4 separate regions of the Mus musculus genome follow, and regions 1, 3 and 4 are each linked to region 2. The links are chromatin loops, found by intact Hi-C in ENCODE. Cell type or tissue: left cerebral cortex. All regions are shown on one strand.

What was found. Peaks named below come from ENCODE experiments on the same cell type or tissue, not always from the same donor. Only the 100,000 strongest peaks of a DNase experiment are listed, where the experiment ranks them.
Region 1: a loop joins it to region 2, with 2.0 times the contacts of the local background. A loop is called at or near these places in 13 of 42 quality-filtered maps.
Region 3: it touches region 2 in a loop (2.1-fold over the local background); 6 of 42 quality-filtered maps call a loop at or near these places.
Region 4: it touches region 2 in a loop (2.7-fold over the local background); 2 of 42 quality-filtered maps call a loop at or near these places.

The regions. Positions count from the first base shown.
Region 1 is chr5:121,834,499-121,839,498 of GRCm38, forward strand. Sh2b3 (SH2B adaptor protein 3) reads right to left here and starts at 2,361. Exons shown (of 8, transcript NM_008507.4): 1 at 2,052-2,361. It overlaps Gm32422 (a long non-coding RNA gene), which reads left to right and starts at 3,663. Exons shown (of 2, transcript XR_387683.2): 1 at 3,663-4,182; 2 at 4,308-4,762. In left cerebral cortex, a CTCF peak has its summit at 2,485; DNase peaks (open chromatin) are centred at 2,012, 2,386, 2,965, 3,188 and 1 more place; H3K4me3 peaks cover 4,205 bases; H3K27ac peaks cover 4,023 bases.
Region 2 is chr5:121,712,664-121,717,663 of GRCm38, forward strand. The region is part of intron 1 of Atxn2 (ataxin 2); the gene reads left to right. Among named protein-coding and RNA genes, the nearest start is that of Atxn2, 3.6 kb to the left of the region's middle. In left cerebral cortex, CTCF peaks have their summits at 825 and 2,264 (motif pointing left); DNase peaks (open chromatin) are centred at 132 and 778; H3K4me3 peaks cover 1,565 bases; H3K27ac peaks cover 1,031 bases.
Region 3 is chr5:121,763,981-121,768,980 of GRCm38, forward strand. The region is part of intron 5 of Atxn2 (ataxin 2); the gene reads left to right. Among named protein-coding and RNA genes, the nearest start is that of Mir7031, 53 kb to the right of the region's middle. In left cerebral cortex, a CTCF peak has its summit at 2,582 (motif pointing right); a DNase peak (open chromatin) is centred at 4,874; H3K27ac peaks cover 397 bases.
Region 4 is chr5:122,156,193-122,161,192 of GRCm38, forward strand. It overlaps Ppp1cc (protein phosphatase 1 catalytic subunit gamma), which reads left to right and starts at 2,083. Exons shown (of 7, transcript NM_013636.4): 1 at 2,083-2,423. The coding sequence starts at 2,369. In left cerebral cortex, a CTCF peak has its summit at 1,893; DNase peaks (open chromatin) are centred at 466, 2,028 and 2,754; H3K4me3 peaks cover 2,966 bases; H3K27ac peaks cover 1,692 bases.

The DNA of each region.
Region 1 (5,000 bases), 120 kb after region 2:
GGCCTGGCAGGAAGGAGCAGCCCCTCCAGAAACTCCAGATGGAAGCTGCTTCCTGCTCTGCCCAACCAGAGATGCTCAACACCCAAGGGGCCCTGGGGACCGTTTTCCCAGGAAACCTGGCAATTAAGGGCCAGCCACTCCTGGATTAATAGCAATGGATTAATAGCAATAGCTTAAATTTATTGAGCACTAACATGCCAATACTGCATGCCTCTCCCCGACTCTGTCCTTCAGCACCTCCACTTCAGACTTCCAAGAACACCTGTAACTCTGAGACAGCACAACCCAAGCCTAAGATCTCAGAGTCAGGCCAGTTACTGCCTACCTGCTTCAAATGTCTTCTCCTTGTTGGGCTCCTACATAGTGCACAACCACCTAGAGAGGCACAAGACTTGGCTGACACTGGGCAGGTCCCAAGAGATGTCAGGTAACTTGCCCAGGGCCTCACCCCTGAAGCTAGCAGAGTCTGGATTAGTCTCCACACAAGTGCTGCTCCAGGGAGAAATGAGGACTTGAAAGGAAAGACCTCTCGTTTTAGTTTTAACAGTACTATCTGTCCCATCTCCTCGTGCCAGCAGTTAAAACCCTTCCCGCTCTTGATGACTTTTTCATTGCCTCACAGAAGTGCCCACCCAAAGAGTCACAGCAATGGGACATTCAGCAGCTGACTAGCCTCACAATGTGGGCTGGACCCCCAGAGACCTGCTCTGGAAAGGGTGTGATACAGGCCCAGGCAGCCGGAAGGGGCTCCCAAGCACCTTCAGCTCTATCGCAGAAGTGGGAGAAACCAGATGGTGGCCCAACTAGCCTAGACAGCCTGAGGCACACAAGCTGATGGCACAGCCCAGCTACTCAAAGGAAAGGACCGTCACTTCTCTAAGAACATTTTGAACGATGAGGACCAGGCACTGGGTGACATTTGGTGCCAGAGAGTCAGGAAGGAAGAGGAGCAGCAAATGACCTCAACAAAACAGATAACACCCTTGTCATGACTGCCTGCCCTCCTGATCAAGCCATCCTGTGCTCTGGTGGCCCTCACAAGTTAGGTGTCAACTGAGGGAACCCAGGCCAGGAAGGGGTTTGTCATCTGACCCTGCCCAGGGTCCTTCAGAGTTCCCTGCCCACAGACTCGGGAAACCCCAGAGCAGCTATGCTCAGGAGAGAGCCGAGGACGGTCCCAGGGCCAGGGTCAATAAAACTGGACAGTCTGAAAACCAACGGCCTGTAACTGAGGTCTTCTCCCAACGGCCTGTAACTGAGCCCTTCTCCCAGCCGGACGCAGGTGCCTTCCACACAGCATTCATTAAAACTCCACCTCATTGTAACTGCACCACAAATCTCTTCTCACTCACTGAACAGCGGGGAAACTGAGGTCGCGACCCTCATCTTGGAGAGCAGAGGAGAAAGAACACAAGTTCTGCCTCTAGGACCCTCGGTTTCCTCTCTTGTCACTGCCCAGCCCTTGAGATCCCCAAACCACAGCTGCTGCCGCTGCTGCGGGCCAGCCCCTTCCCAGCTGACCACCCATTGGGACTGCACAAGTTCCAGAATGTATTCACCCCTCCTGGCTCAGATGGCGTTTCCTCCCAGAGGAGGCCTGGGGAACAAGGTTCAGAAAGTGTCCTAAGAGCATAAAACTCTTATAACCTCAACTTCCCCCAGCGGGCCCTGGCCTGTCATGGCCTGTCCCACCCCCTTCCCCCATCTCTGGCTGATTTCACCTTTAGGACTCCGCATATCATCCTTGGTTGATCACCGGGGCACTAGTGACACACGTGTCCCCCCCTCCCACCCTCACCGCCAGCACACCCCCCCCCCCGGCAGGGGCCCAAGCACGCTGTGTGCCGGGACAGCTCTCGGTTCCTCCCGCGGCGCCCCGCCAGGCTCCTCTCCGGAGGCCCCAGCTGAAAGCACTGACCTCCGCGCCCACATCACTGCGGTCTGGGATTGGGGAAGAGAAACAGAATGAGGAAACGCCAGAAAACAGAAGCGGGACCCGGGGACGGCCGCCCGGCCCAGTTCCTCCAACACGCTCGGCGGGCCGCGCTTACCGCGCAAGCTGCGGGTCGGGGCCCGGCCGGCCCATGGCGTCGCACGGCCTCTCGGCGCTCAGGCAGGAAACCCCGGCTCGGAAAACGGCCAGCGCCTCATTTCCGCCGCCAGCTCCTGACAGCAGCCGGGGGACGCGGCCTCGGGCCGTCCCCAGGACGCTGCTGCTGCTGCCGCCGCCGATGTGGACCCCGTGTGGCCCGTGACAGTCTGGGCTGGAGAGCGGCCAGGCGGAGGCGACGGCCCGAGCCCATGCCGCCCCACGCCGTTATGTAAAGAGGAACCAGCCGCGAGCCGCGCGCGGCGGCGGAGGGCGGCCTGGGGGCGTGGCCACAGAGAGCCACGCCCCGGGGCCGCCTGCGGAGGCCGGGGGCGGAGCCTATCCCGGCCCCGCCCTCCTCTCGCGCCTCCGCCCGCTGCCCGGTGGGAGGTAGCATAGCGACAAGCTCCGCCCCCATAAGGCGCGCTCTCTGCACCCAAGTTGCGTCGCGCCCCCTAAAGAAGGGAAAAAAAATAATAATAAAATAAAGAATCTCGAAGGGGAGGAGCGTGCTCGGTCCCGCCCCTCTCGCGCTGGCCAGTCACCGCGTGCCTCGGCAAGGCGGGGCCCCTAGAAGGGGTGGGGCGGGGCTAGGCGCGCGATGGGCGTGGCTGCCCCGACCTTCGGGACCTCCTAGGGGCGCGCCCCTGCGGACTCCCTCCAAGCCCAACCTTATCTGAGCTTGCCCGGCCGGGTCTAGCAACTGCGACCGCGGTTTTCATCACCTCCAGGGGAAGGGGCCAGCCCCACCCTGGCCCCACTATCCATGACTCCGCCGAGCCGTCCTGCCTCCGCGGCGCCATCCATTTGAAGTCCGCTCCCCTCCTAAGGTCCTCGGAGTCCCGGAACGGGCCGAGTAGGCTGTTCTCTACCTGGCCGCCCGGCCGCATTCTCTAGCTTGATGAAACTTTCTCCAAGAGCTCCTTCGCATCCCAGGCAGCCGAGCCCTTTGAACGTCCACGCCTGCGCGCCCCTTAGCCCTTTACCTTTTCTCTATCGCCACATTGGCTAACAGTGGGGTGCCCCTGTTCTGAAGTGGAGTCACTCACTGCACGCCAGTCTTCCCCGCGACTCTACGGAGGGAGGGGAAAGAGGAATGCCTGTCCCCTCCCCCTCCCCCAACAGGAAGCAGGCCGCCCACGCCCCCAGCTTGGAGGGGCCACTGCAAGCCTTCCCAGACGACAGGCTCCCACGAGCCGCTGGCTCCCTGGAGCCTTCCCCTTGCTGCGTGGGACCAAATATTTGACCCCCTCCAACTCAGTTTTTTCATCTATGAAATGGAAATAACACGTGTCTCCAGCCCACTCAGGGACTGGAAGAAGTGAGTTGCTCACATTAGAGCAGCCTAACCAACCGGGCTGAATTCAGTCCCCGGGCCTGCTGTTGGAGCCCGAAGAAGGGACTCCCCCGTAGGTGGGGATTTCCACTACAATCGGACGGCAGCAAGCTGGAGCCTGGTAGCAAAATGGCTTGGAAGAAGCCCCCACCCACCCACCCCCAAAAAACGAGCCAAGGCAATGTCTTAGGCACTATAAGGTGTTTGTGGACATCAGTTAGTGATTCCCTCGTGGGGGCGCCACTCTGGTTGGGAGACAGCATCGGTGACAGCTCCGTTGTGGAGTTGTCTTTGGGACACAGGAAGAGAAATCTTTGAGTAATATTTAAGCTGCGATCTCCCACATGATGAGGGGGGAAGGCAATCCCAGTCAATGCAGCGCCAAATGCAGAGGCTCTAAAGTGCCTTGTTAGAAAAGTAGCAATGGCCCCACCTACAACGAAGGAACACGTGCTATTTTAGAGGTCTAGGTGCAGAGTCAGGTTTGGTTTGTTTTTTGTTTGTTTTTCTCAGGGAAGGGAGGGTCCTTCCTGAGGGCACTGGGGAGCTATGAAGAATCGCGAGAAAGAGCAGGCCCAGATGAGCTCTGCCACAGAGGCTGGTGTAGGTGTCCCCATTCGGGGACGCAGCACCTAAGGAGGGCTGCGGTGGAGACTAGCTTGGTTAGCCCGTAGCACGCTCCCTACGACACCTGGGGCGACTGCCGGGTACCTGCAGCCTCGCCGGGGCCAGGAGGCGCGCGCGCGCGGAGCATCAGGTATTGGCAGTCCTTGCCAAATGGTGGCTGCAATCTGCCAGCCGCAAGCACTTTCCCTCTCGTAGCCGACTGCAGCTCTGCTGAGTTAAATGGAGACTTGTGGTTCTTCCTCTTTTTAATCACAGGCCAGCCCTGCCTGCCAGATTTCTCCGAGGCCCAAACCCGTTTCCTTCCTCGCGCTCAGTTTCTTCTCGCCCCGGCGGGGCCCGCCCCAGTCCGGGTTCCCTGAAAGCCCTGCGACGTCAGAGCCTTCTGTTTATTTGTGTTTCTCATTCCGAGGGCAAAGGACTCTGAGGCGGGACCCTGCGGTGACAGCAGCGACGACCCCGGGGTTCTGCGCCCCTGGGGACCTGACTCCACCCAGCAGGGCTAGGGGGTTGGGGGGTGGGGAGGACGCCGGTTCCCACGGCTGGCGGGGACTGCCGGAAGCAGTCTGTCCACTTCCAGGGGCCGGGCCACCCGCCCTTCCTTCCTGCTGAGGGCAGCGGCACCCCAGGTCCACCTGCAAGGACCCAGGTGGCCAGGTCAGAAGTACAACCAAGCCTAATCTAGCAGGTTCTATAAATCAACAAGGTCAGGGTCAAAATATCAGCCAGGTGCACTGGACGACTGGAGGCTGAGACACTTAGCAGCGGAGACAGGAGGTGAGCCTTGGCTACCTAATGAGTTGCAAACCTGCCCGAGCTACATGAGACGCTGTCTCAAATCAAACCAACTGAACAGTACCAATGAAAGCTAACCAGAGCCAAGAGTATTAGTAAGTCAATGATCCAAGCAACAAACATTAACCAGATATGACCAGGGCCGTGGCAGGATAG
Region 2 (5,000 bases):
GGGAGGAGGGGAGATTGAGGCCCAGCCGCCCCAGGTAGGGTCAAGCCGGGTGTCCTGCATATCTATCCCCCGCCCCGCAGACCCTGGGAAGGTGGGCGACGGAGGCGAGGTGGGTGCCAGCGGCCTAACGCACCCATCCCCCTTTAGATCTGGGGCGGCGGGGTTCCCGCAGCGGGCCGTTCTTCCCCTCCCCCCCCCCAACTGGGGAAGGGGTGGGAGTGCCCGGCTCCCTCCAGGCCCGCCTCCCTCCTTCCCCGCAAGGTCCCCTGCGCGCGGGTGGTGGCCGATCCGCATTGCTGTTCCTCGTCCGCGGAGCAGAAGGCGCCTTTGAATAGAGGTGGGCGAGGGCCGGACTCTTGAGGTGGGTTGGCCGCGGGCTCTGGACACGCACCGCATTTTCCCTCCCAACCCCCCCCCCCCCCGGCCCAGTTCCTGCAATTTTTAGGGGTGAGGCGCCGCAACAGAGGAGTTGGTGCGGGTCCGAAGGCAACAACTCCCGAGTGTTGGCTTGCGCCCTGGTCCCCCTCTCCCCTTCCCTGGGCCCGATCTCGTTGGTAGGCTGGGGTGCTGTCCTGTGTGACTGGACTCTGGAGGGTGTGTGCGTGCGGGGGTGGGGAGTGGTGGGGGTGCTTGTCAGTTCGTATTTCACGAACTAAGAAAATGCTTAGTGTTAAAACGGAGAGGCAGATGCCAATAGACTCCATTCCATTGTGGCCGGTGTCCTTAACTTGGGAAACGCCGCCGCCAGAGCTTACCAAGGGCATGCAAGTCCTTTTCCCCTGTGCCCCTGTGTTACAGGCACTACTGTGCCTCCCTCTGGCCTAGGCCTGGCTGGCAGGGCCTGGAGCAGCCTCCTCCTTAAATAGACATCCAGGACTTAGGAGGTGGGCAAGGGGATTTTTCTTGTACGGAGTTTTCTTCTTAGCCGCATTGTCCTGCTGTCCGTTTCCAGAGAGTGTTCCTCTACAGCAGAAGTTAACCCCTAGGGTGAATCAGAGCCGAGGTTTTAGGGAATTCTTCTGGGAACAGTATGTTTTTTACTTTATTCCTCCACACTCCCAATTTTCCCTAACATGAGGCATTTCAAACCCTGCTTAGCTTGCCTCGTTCAAGTTAAACCATCATTTTATTTCCCCATCTCTGTGAAGTTAGGGTTTTGTAAGTTGTTTCTTTTCTGTCCTTGACTTTTAGTGAAAAACGAAAAGATACTTAAATGTAACTTTAAGGATGCATCCTGTTTTTCTTTGCTTTTTCATGTTTTCTCTTTAGTTATCAGAAAGTGACGTGTATGTCACTTTCACTCAAATACAAATTAAAGCTAAAGTTCCTAGGCTTCACCAGCTCTCTTTAGGCTTAAACATTAGATGGTAGCTGAGTTGACTCCACAGGGAGGTGAGCAGGGTGTGAGTGCCAGCAATCTTTTTCTGCAGTTGAGGTGCTGCAAAAGTGAAAGGCATTTCGAGTCTTCCTTGCTTCAAGTTCTTTCACTTGAAGCCTAGGTTTTTTTTTTTTTAAGAGTTTTCGTCCAATACTGGTACTCAGAATGTGTGAGTTTGTTCTGTACAGAGCCTTGGTTAATGTCATTCTCTCATTACTGTCTCTGTGGGTTCCTTGTAAATCCATTATAACTTGTAGAGTTTTGCTTTTGTGTGTGTGTGATTTAAAATAGGACTGGCTGCACTGAGGAAAGGAGGTGTAGCATTGGGGTTGGTGAGGTGCTTCAGGGGGTAAGGGCAATCAACTGGGATTCCCATACCACCAACCACCACCACCACCACCACCACCACCACCACCTCAGCAGGAAGCAACTGACTCCTGCTGCAAGCTGTCCTCTGACCTCTACACACCTGCCAGGGCATGTTCCCCTCCTCCACAGTAAATAAACTTAAAAAAGAAAAGGCGTCATGTTTGAGATAGCAAAATGTTCTTCCCAGCCTAGAAGCTCACTAAAGCAGTCTTTCACTTCTGGGCCTGCCCAGAGCCTGGAGCCTAACCCAGGGCCTTGCTTTTGCTACTCAGGCAGCCTGGGTCTGACTTGATTTTTGTGTGAATGGAATTTTGTGATTTTTGAGAAGAGTTTTTTCTTGTCAACACTCAAGAGGCCACTTTCTTAGAAAAGAACTGTGTGTGATCACTTTTTAAGAATCTTACGGGCTGGCGAGATGGCTCAGTGGTTAAGAGCGCCGACTGCTCTTTCGACAGTCCTGAGTTCAAATCCCAGCAACCACATGGTGGTTCACAACCATCTGTAACGAAATCTGATGCCCTCTTCTGGAGTATCTGAGGACAGCTACAGTGTACTTACATGTAATAAATAAATCTTAAAAAAAAAAAAAAGAATGTTACACAGTTGCACTGGAGATTCTACTTCTTACTCTTAACTTTGACCTTTTGTGAGGCTGTGCTCTTGTGGGATCGAGGCTTCCCCTTTAATCGGGAGGGTTTTTTTTTTTTTTTTTTTTTTTAAACAGTAGTGTACCTGCTAAACTAAGTTTCTCCCTGCCGGCTCGGACTTTGGTCTTGACGTTCCTGGTTTTGTGGAGGTGGTATGGTGAACTTTTTCATACTCGGAGCTTTTTGTTTCATCTTAATTTTTCCCTAGAGAAAGTGCCCAGGAGTGGTTTCACTAGGTCAAGGACTCTTAAGGTTTTATGGCTCTCACAAGCTGTGCCATGCTATTTCTCAGAAGACTCAGTGGGTTCTGGAGCCAAGAAGGCAGCTCTTTGGGGGATGGGCTCTGTGGACTTGTTGGATGCTCTTGGGGATGTTGCATTCAACAAGGCATGTGCTTTCATGGATACGTTTCCTGGTCGTTTCTACTTTTAAAGATTTATTTTTGTATGTATAAGTGCTTTGCCCGTTTGTATGGTATGTGTGCCCAGGGTCCACAGAGACCAGAAGAAGAGGGCCCTTTATTCCCTAGAACTGCAGTGACAGACTGCAGTGAACACCATGTGGTCCTCTGCAAGAGCAGCCAGCCTTTCTAACCCTGAGCCATTCATCCTGTCCCTCTTGATTATGTCTCTTTGAAGTTTTCCAGGATTGTTTTTTATGTGTATGGATGTTTTGTGTGCATGTTTGTAAGTGTCTTCATACTTTACTGATGCCCACAGAGACCAGGAGTGGGCTCTGGATCCCCTGGGATGGAGTTAGGGATAGTTGTGAGGCCACCATGTAGGTGCTAGGTTCCTCTGCAAGAGCAGCCATGCCGGGCTTGGTGCCACATGCCTTTCATCCCAGCCCAAGAGATGGGGCAAGTGAATCTTTGGAACTTGAGGCCAGCCTGGTCTATATAGGGAGTAGACTTACAACAAGTGCTCTTAACCTCTTCAGCCCTTGTATTTGAATTTTACATGAGCTTGCACTGAGACTGTGTATGAAGATGTTTGGGGGTCTGTAGTGTATAATGCCAGTGCAGATCCATGGTTTCTGAAGGAACTGTTCTAAAACTTTCTGGCTGTTAAAAAATTGTTAATCCTTTTTTATTTGTGTTATTAGCTGTTAGTTTATGATCACTTTTGAAAAAAAAAGTTAGCTTGTGGTGAAGCATGGTGGTAGGATTAACTGAAGGAGGTTGAGGCAGGAGGATCATGAGTTACAGGCCAGCCTGGGCTACACATGTACTGTTCAGAGGTGGTGTACACCTTTGATCCTAACACCGGGGAGGCAGACAGGCAGTCTGCTGCTGTACCGAGCAGCCAGGGCTACGCAGAGAAACCCTGTCTTGGAAAAACAAGTTTAATTTGTTTATGCATACCTCTTGTCTGTCTGGTGCCTGTGGAGGTCAGAAGAGGAGGCCAGATGCCCTAGAGCTGTAGTTATGGACGGTCATTGGGCCACTGTGTGGATGCTGGGAACTGAGCCCAGGTCCTCTGCAAGAGCGGCCAGTGCTCTTAACTGCTGAGCTACCTGTCCACAACCATGCCTTTATTTTTTGAGTTCAGATCTTTTGTATCCGATTGTTCTTGTCCTTGAAACTTTGGTGTGCCTGCCCAACCCCCTCCCAACTGTTGGGATTGTAAGTGTGCACCTGCCTACTTTATGCAGTGTTGGGGTGGTCATTCAGAGCTTGTCTGCATGCTAGGCACACGTTGTAGCTACATCCTCAGCTCCTAGTTAGTGACTGCACTGGGAGTCATCATGGGTTAATTCATATCCCTGCCTTCCTTTCCTCTTTATTGGGTTTAGTGGTTCGAGGGGCAGCATCTACTTTGTAGACCAGGCTGCTCAAAATTTTGTTTGCTTTCTTTGTTTTGAGACAAATTTGTAGCCTTGGGCTTAAAGGCTTGTATCTGTCACTCCTGGCTTATAGGCTTAGACATTTTTTTAAATTTACTTTTTAAAATTTATGTGTGTATATGTGAGCTTGTGTGGTTGTGTACCACATGTGTGCAGGAGCCCTGAGGAAAACCAGACCAGGGCACTGAGTTGGAGATGGAGGCAGTTGTGAGCTGCCATGTGGGTACTGTGGACTGAACCTGTGTCGTCTTCTGGGATAGGTAAGCATTTGTAAGGAAGGAGTCAGCTCTCAAGTGTGACTTGTAGCTTTTGTTTTTGTTTTTGTATTCTTTTTCAGACAGGGTCTCTTACACAATTGTGACAATCCTGAAAGTCACTGTGTAGTCCCGGCTGGTCTCCTAATTCAGAGAGATCTACCTGTCTCTGCCTTCTCAGGTGCACTCTCAAGCCTGGGTTAGTTTTGGATTTTTAGTTGTTGTTGTTGTTTTTGACAGGGTTTCTTTGTGTAATAGCCCTGCTGTCCTGGAACTTGCTTTGCAGTCTAGGCTGATCTCTAAGAGATAGACCTGAGTGCTGGGATTAGAGGCATGGGCCACCATTGCCTGGCTTGCCTGGAACTCCTTGAAGCATGCATCTTCTTGCCCCTGCCTCAGGCACCATGGCAGGCTCCCACACTTACTTTAAAAAAAAAAAATGTAGCCTAGGCTGGCTCACAAGCACATTTGGGATTTCAGGTGTGTACCACCATCCTCTACACTTCA
Region 3 (5,000 bases), 51 kb after region 2:
GTCATTTGAAGCTTGTTGTTTTGAAGTTTTTGTTTTGGGAACAGGTCTGTGCTGTGTAGATTAGGGTGACCTAGGGCTGCAGTTCCTTCCCTGTCATCTGCCCGGTGCTGGGACATGCTCACTGCCATCCATGCCCTGCAATTAGTCATTCTTGCTTCCTCCCCCTCCCCTCCCCTCCCCTCCCCTCCCCTTCCCTCCTCTCTTCTCTTCTTGAAATTAGATATTGTGTTATGTATGTAAGTATACTATAGCTGTCTTCAGACACACCAGAAGAGGGCATCAGATCCCATCACAGATGGTTGTGAGCCACCATATAGTTGCTGGGAATTGACCTCAGAACCTCTAGAGGAGCAGTCAGTGCTCTTAACCATCTCAGTGCACTGAGCTATCTCTCCAGCCCCTCTTGTTTGAGTTTTGATTCTCCAGACAGCGTTTCTGTGGCTTTTCTGAATTCACTCTGTACACCATGCTGGCCTTGAACTTGACCAGCTTTTTAAATTAACTTTTTTTTACTTTAGCAAAAATTATACCCCCCCCCCCCCCAAAAGTCCCATCCACTTGTTTTTCTTTATTTCCTTACCTATGAAAGTTTAGCCTATGAAGGTTTTTATTCCTGATCTTTTGTGGTTTGTATGCTTACAGTTTTATTTATGTGAGACAAGGTCTAGCCCTGACTGGCCTGGAACATGATGCTGTGTAGGCCAGGCTGCACTCAAACTCACAGAGGTCTCTCTGTCTCTGCCTCTCTGCCTCCCAAGTGCTGGAATTAAAGGTATGTGTCATCATACCTAGGTATTTTACCTTATCTTATTGGATTTGATTTTGAGATAGGGTCTGTGTGCAGTCCCAGCTGTCCTGGAACTCACTAAGTAGATTAGACTGAGCTGTTTTTATATATGCATATATGGTTTATTTGTGTCTGCTACATGTGTAGATTTCCAGAGGCCAGAAGAGAGCATTGGCTCCCCTGGAGCTGAAGTTACAAGAGGTTGTGGGTTTCTTTGCGGGTACTGGGATCTGAACTTGGTCTTTTGGAAGAGAAACACTCTTACCAGCTGAGCCTCACTCTCAAACCCCAGAACTGATTGAGCTTGTGGCAGATTTTAATTTGACTGTTGATGTGGATATGTCTTGTCAAGCATCCTCTGCTATAGAAACTGTCCTCCTAGGGAAGTGACTTAGTGCCTTTCCTGACAGTGAGGCTACCAGATGTCAAGATGTGTGGCAGCTGCGGAGGAGACCGAGTGGTTAAGAGCACCTGCTCAATCTTGCAGAAAACCCAGATCTGTTCCCAGTATTCAAAAGGAGTTCATACCTCTCTAACTCCAGTTCAGGGGAGCTGATGTCCTCTTCTGGGCTCTGCAGGTGCTGCAGGCATATATGAGGGCAAAACACTCAAACATATAAAATTAAATCTTTAAAAAATGATATATGAATTTCTGATTATATTTTGTTGCGCCTTGTGCCTGATTCTGTTCAGAGCTGTGGTGTCTTGTTACTGTGCCAGTGTAGTAAGTTGAAATTTTTATGGATTTATTTTACATGAATGAGTTTGCCTGGGTGTGCAGACCTTGTGTTCTTGAGGTCAGAAGAGGGCATTGATATCTGGAACTGGTTATAGATGACAGTCTCTTTGTGGGTGCTGGGATTGAACCCAGGCCTCTGAAAGAGAAACAAGCACTACTCCTCAGAATAGATACTCTCAAGCTTTTTGAGATAGGGTCTCACTGTGTAGCTCTGGCTGGCCTTGAATTCAAATCGTTCCTCCACTACCACCACCATACCATGAAGGCAGTGGCTCCCACACCTGGCAAGGACTTCATATTATGCTCTTCTTTAGGGATAGACTTCCAGAATGACTTCTAGTCAACATTCCTTCCCGTGACTCTTCAACCTTGATGGCCTTCTTGAGCTTATCTCATCTGCCCTGTTTATCCTTGGGTTTGCTTTCTACAAAAGCCCATGCACCGCAGAGGGTGCTAGACGCGCTTTCAGAACCCAGAACCAGATCACACCTTTGCTCTTCAGTCCTGAGCTTTTTGCTCACCCAAGTTGCTCTTCAGCTGGATACTTTACTATTAGTTTGCTGGGCTGCACTTGATGCAGTTGACATGGTTTCTGTGGGCTGAGGAGAATGAGGGTTTCTTGGAGCCCCAGGCAGCTTTTTCTCATGACTCCTGGGGCACTTGAGGAGATGGTTGGAGAAGCCGTGGTCTGCTGGGGGCGTAGCAAGCTTTCCTAGGCTGTAACAGTGTCCCTCTCTAGTCCTTATTGCATAATCATTCCTCAAGATGAGTTCCTAATCCTGGGAACCAAGCCAATAGCAGTCATCTATTATTTTTTTATAGGCATATCGATACAGACAAAGATTACATTTTTGTTTAACATTCAGTTCTGGGAAACAAAAGATATCTAAAAATGATATTTTTCAGTAGCATGATATTTAAGCATATTTTTGTGGTTGCAGATCATTTCTAGTCATTTTGATTTTTAGAAGGACTGATTTAATGTTTTGATCTCTTTGTTTTTGCTTGCAGGCCTCTATATACAGCATGTGCATGGCTAGTACCCATAGAGGCCAGCAGAGGGGGTTAGATCCCCTAACTGGAGTTAACATAAGATTGTGAGCTGCCCCATGAGTGATGGGACTCAAACCCACATCCTCTGCAAGAACAGTGCATGCTCCTAACTGCTGAGCCATCTCTCCTTCCCCATAATACACTTTAGACAATAAAAACTCTAAAGCGTTAGATTTGACAAGTAATAGGCTCAGTACATGTAATTCTTTCTTTACTGAGAAGCATTCTAGCATAAGTAAAGTGTGCCTAGCGATTTGAGCTCTTTGACTTTTCCTTTGTGTGTGTATATATATATATATATATATATATATATATATATATATATATATATATGTGTGTGTGTGTGTGTGTGTGTGTGTGTATATATGTTGTGGGGGTGGCCTTTAAACTACAACCGTGCATTCAGTGCATCCACTGTGAAGGAATGCATGAAAGTAGCCTAGCTGCTTCTTTGTTTGGAGTCCTAGGATTACAAGATCCCCTCAAGATCATTCATATGCAACCCCTTCTAGAGCATGCTGGGGAAATGACCCTTTGGCAGCCACCAACGGGTGGGTTAGACATCCCCTGTAGGTGTCAGTGTTCTGGAGGCAGTTAGATGTGATTCTCTGAAAGTGTAGCATCCTGTTATATTATGGTTGGAAGTTTGTTGTCTTGACTTTCTGTTTATACTTGGTATTTGGGGGTGGCTCTTCGTTTCTGCTATTTGCTGTGGTGCCTGTCCTGCTCCACAGAAAGTTTTGACACATTGGTGTCCACAGTATTTGTTAGGGTGATGTCTCTATCTGCTAGTGAGTCCAGGTAGCCATTCAGTTTCCTTTAGTGCAAAGATCTTTAAAGATGAGCTGGGACTCAGTGTTGTTCCCAGAGAGGCCTGGCTTCCTGTCCCACCTGGCCTCAGTGAGAGAGTCAGAGATAGCCTGGGGCTAGCTTGGTTTTATTTTGATACCTTAGTTCTTTCTGTTTCTCTGCTTTAAAGTCTTCAGTTGAAGAAACAACTCTGGTCTCTGATGGGACTCCCCAGCGCCTTGCATTTTGTGGTTATGGTTGATGATGATCTCTACAGTGTGTAAAACAAACTGTTTCCTGACATTTAATCAGGCAAATAGTAAATGTGTTATGTTCAGTGGGCTTAGTCATTCAGAATGGATGGTATTTGCTATTGGCCTTTTTCCCCCAGACAAAACAGGTGCTGTTATGCAGAACAGAGCTGTGTGTTTCTGGCATGCAGTGTGTTGTGCTTAGGGACTTGATGCATTTGATGCAAGTTTTCAGTGACATGTGTGGCAGAGATCGGGTTTTCCATATAACCTGTTTGTTTTGTTTCCAGCAGAGCAGTATCTCACTAGGCACATTACCCTTCAACATTTTGTGTAGCAGCTTACACAGGACCACAGCCATCATGTTCCTCACGACACTGCTCTTCTCTTCTCCTGCCCTCCTGTGTTTCTTTTCTTGGTTGTTTTTGTTTTATTTTTAAGATGTATTTGATTCTTTTATGTAATGAATTAATTAATCGGTTAATTTAATGTATGCGAGTATACTGTACCTGTCTTCAGACACACCAGAAGAGGGCATCAGATCCCATTACAGGTGGTTGTGAGCCACCATGTGGTTGCTGGGAATTGAACTCAGGACTTTTGGAAGAGCAAGTCAGTGCTCTTAACCACTAAGCCATCTCTCCAGCCCCAAAGTTAACCCATTAAACCTCACCCACCCAAGGACCAGGTAACTTCCTAGAATTCTGGGGATTGTACAGATGGAAAAGTATGGTGGCCATATGGGTGTGTCCTTTAAAATTCCTACAACATATGTCTCAGGGCCACTCAACTGGGAATTATAAGGAGAGATCCTGACCAAAGTCATTCCTGGTCAGTATTTGAATACATTTGGCTCAAAAGTGTGGAACTGGTTTCCTATTTTGAATCTCAAAATTAACATTTGGAGGCCTCAGTGAGATAGGCCTTTCCATCCCAAATTCTGGAGCTAGGATTTCACTCTGGCTCCCCCACCCCCATGTTCATGCTGGGAAAAATGAAATAGCATTTTTTATGGTAATTCATAGAAGCCAAGGGAGACATCCCACAACAGTTTCTGTGGCCTTGGCTGTTCTAGAATTAGCTTCGTAGACCAGGTTAGCATCAAACTCAGATTTTGCCTGCCTTTGCCTCCATCTCCTGAGTGCTCGGGTTAACATCATGTCCCACCACTGCCTGGCTTTATTTTAAATTATATATATGTGTGGTATGTGCACGTGCTCATGAGTGCCCACGTAGACCATAAGTTACATTAACAGATGGTTGTAGGCCATCCAACATTGGTGTTGGGAATTGGGTTTGGGTTATCTGGAAGAGCAGTATGTGCTGCTGTTAAAATGCTTGAGGCATCTCTAGTCCCTTGAAGATTTGCTTGTTTGGGGGA
Region 4 (5,000 bases), 440 kb after region 2:
AACAACCCAGCCTTTCCGTGCCTAACTTTATCTGTAAAATGGGAACGGTGGGAATATATCATCTCTAGGATTGTATCGGGGATTCCATCAGCTGACTTTGTTTCGTTCGAGACAAGATTTTGCTGTTAGCCTTGACTGGTCTGGAACTTGCCTCAAATTCTCAAAGATCTGCCTACCTCTGCCTCCCCAGTCCTGGAAATAAAGTCCTATCTAACCATGCCCAGCTACTTCATCATATTTTATTTTATATGTACGTCTGCTAGAAGGTCAGAGGACAACCTGTGGTAGCTTCCTCTCTCTCCATTAGGATGTGGGGCATGGAACTCTAATTGGTTGGCAGGCATGGAGGGAATCTCTTGTCTGCAGAGCTGTTTAGATAGCCTCCCACAAAGAGACAGATTTTGGCTCATACTAGTAAGAGTGGTGTGTGTTTGTCTCTCCATCCCACAAAATGAGTCTCCCGGGGGAGAGAAAGGCTTTCTCTGTCTTGCTCAACCTGCTCCACCCAGAATAGACACTCCTTGTGAATCAGTCTTACATATCCCTGGCCCTATGGTGTCCCTGGGAAGCTACCCTGCCCTGGAGGGAGTCCAAGATTCCAAAAACTCAGTGAAGACCACATTGACCTCCACAGATTCACAGCAGGGCTTAGCATCGACCCCAGGATGTCAAGAAGCCTGGTGCACCAGCTGCCTTGGGGTGATGAATGACCATTTGTGTAATGGTGTGCAAAACCATAGCTTGGGACAATGAGTTGGTGAGTGGGCAAAGTGGAGCAGAGGGCTGAGGAGAGCTGGGGAGAATCCTGAAACCCCACTGTCGGGGGCTAGCATCAGGAAAAGGGCTCAGATCTAGATGGGTGCATCACACACCATGCTGCGGGGCCACGGGAAGACAGAGCTTGTAGAAAATGAGTCTCTCTATGGGGAGACAACCTTGCAAGGCATTCATGGAAAGGAATCCTCAGATCCATCCCTCTTGCTTTGAGAAACATGAACTGGAGGTGGGGCTGGGGGAGAACATTTTGTAAATTTTCTGGCGTGCTACTGGGAAGAGATAAATGGGTCAGATGGGTGTGCATTTTTCTTCCATAGGCAGCTAGCCTGCGAGGCAGCAGAGTTGGGGACCCCTCAGGTGAAGGGGTGCCCCTGGGGAGTCAAGGAAGCTAGAGGCAAGCAGCAGATGAATGCGCTGAGGCCCAGAGCGCACGCACAGCAACCTCCCAGGAAATGTGCAAATTCCCATTTTATCTGCTCCGGCACGCTCATTCAACCCAGCTCCGGCTAAATACAGGGGAAATCTCTTAAATTATTATATAACTTTCTGAGTTCAAGAAAGATAATTCAAAAGATAGGTAGTAGCAACCCTTACAGAATTCTCCCAACCTCTCTCTAAAATGTAAAAGAGCATTAGCGCACACAAGAAGCTCACACAAATTACTTAATGTGCCACTCACAGTGGATTAACATTTTTTTGGCTTATCTTGGGGGCTTCTTTTTTCCAAATATTGTATCGTAGATGCTTTATTGCAGTATTATGAAATTTTGCCAGTGCTGGGAATTGAACCCAAGGTCTCACACATACTCGACAAGCATTCTCACCACGGAGCCGTATATCTAGCTCTTCTTGTTCACCAATGTGCCAGAGTATTTGAATCCCCAACGTTCCAACCTCCTCCTCTTTATGATTCTCCACAGGCAAGCAACCCCACCCCAGATTGGCTCCGAGGGGTGATTCAGTGTTGAACTCCCACCCCGCCATGTCGGTCAGACTTCTGTCCCCAAGCAGCAGAGCCGGAAGGAGCTGGTGAGCCTCGCAGCGCGCAGCAGACTGACAAAGTCCACCTTCAACTTGCGCGCGCCAACTTCACAACTTCCCTCTCCCGCCACAGGGGGTCTATTTCCCCCGCCCGTTTGGCGGAAGGATCCCGCGCGCGGTGGCGGAGTCGCGCTCAACCGTCTCCGCCCGGGCTCCGCCCCACCCCCGCCCTACGCGCTCAAACCCCGCCCCTTCCCGGCGCCGGCCCCGCCCCCTTCCCGCGCGCTCTATGGGCCCGTAAAGAAGTCCCGGCCGGGCCGCTGCACTCCCGCGCGCGCATCCGTGCGCCGCCCGAGGCTGGCCTGAGGAGTCGGCGGCCATCTTGTTCTTCTCGTGGTTCCCAGTGGCGAGAGGAGGAGGAAGCCCGGAGCGGAGCGGGGCGGCTGGGGGGGGTGGACCCGCCGCGGCTGCTGCTGCCACCGCCGCCGCCGCCACCACCGCTCGTGGGGCTCGTGGCGTGAGGAAGGAGGACGAGTGAGACCCCGGGGCGAGCGGGCGGCGGCGCCGCTGCTGCTGCTGCTGCTGCGGGAGGGTCGGCGGCGGGACGGCGATGGCGGATATCGACAAACTCAACATCGACAGCATCATCCAACGGCTGCTGGAAGGTGAGCGGCGCGCGGGTGGGTGGCGGGGCAGGCCCGGCCGGTGGGGGATCAGGCCCAGTGGAGGGGCCGGTCTTTTCTCGGAAGCCGCTTTGGATCTGGGGCGCGCATACAAGCGCCTCCGGGTTTGGGGACCCCATTATTTTTTATCACTCCCCTGTCCTTGCTTTCACATTTATCATCTGGAGTCCAAGGACTCATCAGAGGGACTTGGCTTGGCAGGACGACGTCCCAGTGCGATGAGAGTCCGTCTCCTGCATTTTCCTACCCCCTCCACCCTCCCCTCAAAGCCATCCATCCTCCAGCGTTCTTTCCCCCTTGAACGTGCATCCGCACACGGACCCAGTCCGGGTGACAGTGTGGCTCTCTCTGATCATCAGATTGTTGTGTCCCTGAGGACAGGGGGACGCTGCCGCGTTCAGCGAGCACCCGCCAGGTAGGTGCTGTGTTGTTATTATCCTGGAAGTGGGTTTCGCAAGAGAAACTCCCAAGACCTCGCTGGACCAAGAATTAACAGTTAAAAGTCAGGTTTCAAACCCCGGGGTAGCTAGGAACCTAGAGAGAACCTGCCGCCTTCCAACTGTTCACCCCGTGGGAACCCAGGATGTCCAGTGGTTGAGGAGAGGTTCAAAAACAAAAACCCAGCTTTCCTTTTGTCCGACTTGGGGGTTTCTGCCGTGTGGTTTCCTACTTTGGAGATTTCAAATTTGACATAGGTCTGGATCCTGCTAATCACAGATCCCACAACATCCGCTGAAGCTAAAGAGGAGAAGATCCAGTAACCTTGATTTGGGCTCTTGACACTAGCTTGCTTTGGCCCAAAATACTTTTGGAGTGGTGGACAGCTGCGCAATTCTGGTGGTAGATGTCTTCAAGTAAATCACTGACAGAAAAGGGAAAAGGTGTCTTTTTAAAATCTGGGCATTTCCCCGGGGGGCGGGGGGGTGTTTTTCAAGACAGGGTTTCTCAGTATGGTCCTGGGGCTGTCCTGGAACTCACTCTGTAGAGCAGGCTGGCCTCAAACTCAGAAATCCGCCTGCCTCTGCCTCCCTAGGGCACGGATTAAAGGCTTGGGCCACCACTGCCCAGAGCATTGCCTCCTCTTTAATGTTTTGTTTACATAGGGTTTCTTGGCTTTGGTTTCATTAAAACATGGTCTCTCCAGTCGTGGTTATCCTGGCACTCTTTGTGTAGACCAGGCTAGCCTCAAACTCACAGATCCTTCTTCCTCTCCCTCCCCAATTAAAGGCATTTTTATTACCATGCCTCCTTTTATTACAGGGTCTCTCTCAGGGGCCAGAGCTGAGTTAACCTTCTGATCCTTCTGCTTCGTCTCACATACTAGATTTTATAGGCCACTCAGCCTGACTTATTTTTTTCCTATGCAGTGTGTGCATACATACAGACCAAAGCACACGTGAGGAGGTTAGAGGGTAGTTGGGCGTCTTTGTGTGGATTCTGGGGATCAATCTCAGGTCAGGCTTGCAAAGCAGATTTTCTACTGACTAAATCATCTCACCAGCTTCCCTTTCTCCCTCTTTTAATTATTTTTTTAAATTTTCTGTATGTATTTTGTTTGTGTGCATGTGCGCGCACATGCATGCACCGTACGCATGTCTTACCCTTATGAATGTCTGAAAAGGGCATTGGGTCCTTGGGTATTGGAGTTGCAGATAGTTGTTAGCTGTCACATATGGGTGCTGGAAATGGAGCCCAGTTTATCTCCAAGAACATCAAGCACTCTTAGCGGCTGAACCATCACTTCACTCCCCCAGCACCCCCTTTTCTTGTTGGTTTTTTTTTTTTTTTTTTTGTCTTTGTTTTTCGAGACAGGGTTTCTCTGTATACTCTGTATACAGAGTTTCTCTGGAACTCACTTTGTAGACCAGGCTGGTCTCGAACTCAGAAATCCGCCTTCCGAGTGTGGGATTAAAGGCGTGCACCACCACGCCCGGCTTCAGCACCCCCTTTTTAAATGAGACAGTTTCATTATGTAGCCCAGGCTGGTCTCTGTCTCAACTATCCAGAGTACTGGGATTAAAAACTTTTTACCACCCCTGTCTTCTCATAGTTTCTTAATAGTTTTTAAGTTCTGAGACTGGGTAGCATTGTGTTAGCAAAGGCTGGCCTGGATTTTCAGAGATCTATCTGCCTCTGTCTCCTGAGTGCTGGCATTCAAAGCTGAACTACCATGTTTGGCCTGGTTTATTCTTTTCTGTTGAACTTAACAGAGTAAGCCACTGTTTAAACACGTTGAGAATGACTGGCTGGGTGGTATATGTATTTGTTTCTAACTTATGGACTTGCTTGACGGAAGCCACAGGATCTGCTCAGGATGCGTATAGTTCTCAATCAGAGGACGCTGGCATTGGGGTTGTGATGATTTCAAAACCTTTAAATCTAGAGATAGCTCAGCCGGTTTTGGCTCTTGCCCTTAATCCTGAAGTCCTGATTTGATCCTCTGGATTGACATGAGATTCAGGAGAGAACCAGACTTTGAGGGTTGTCTCCACCCCACCCCCAACAGCTCCAGCAAGCATGGCCTTGCACACATGCATATAACAGAATGGTATAAAAAAA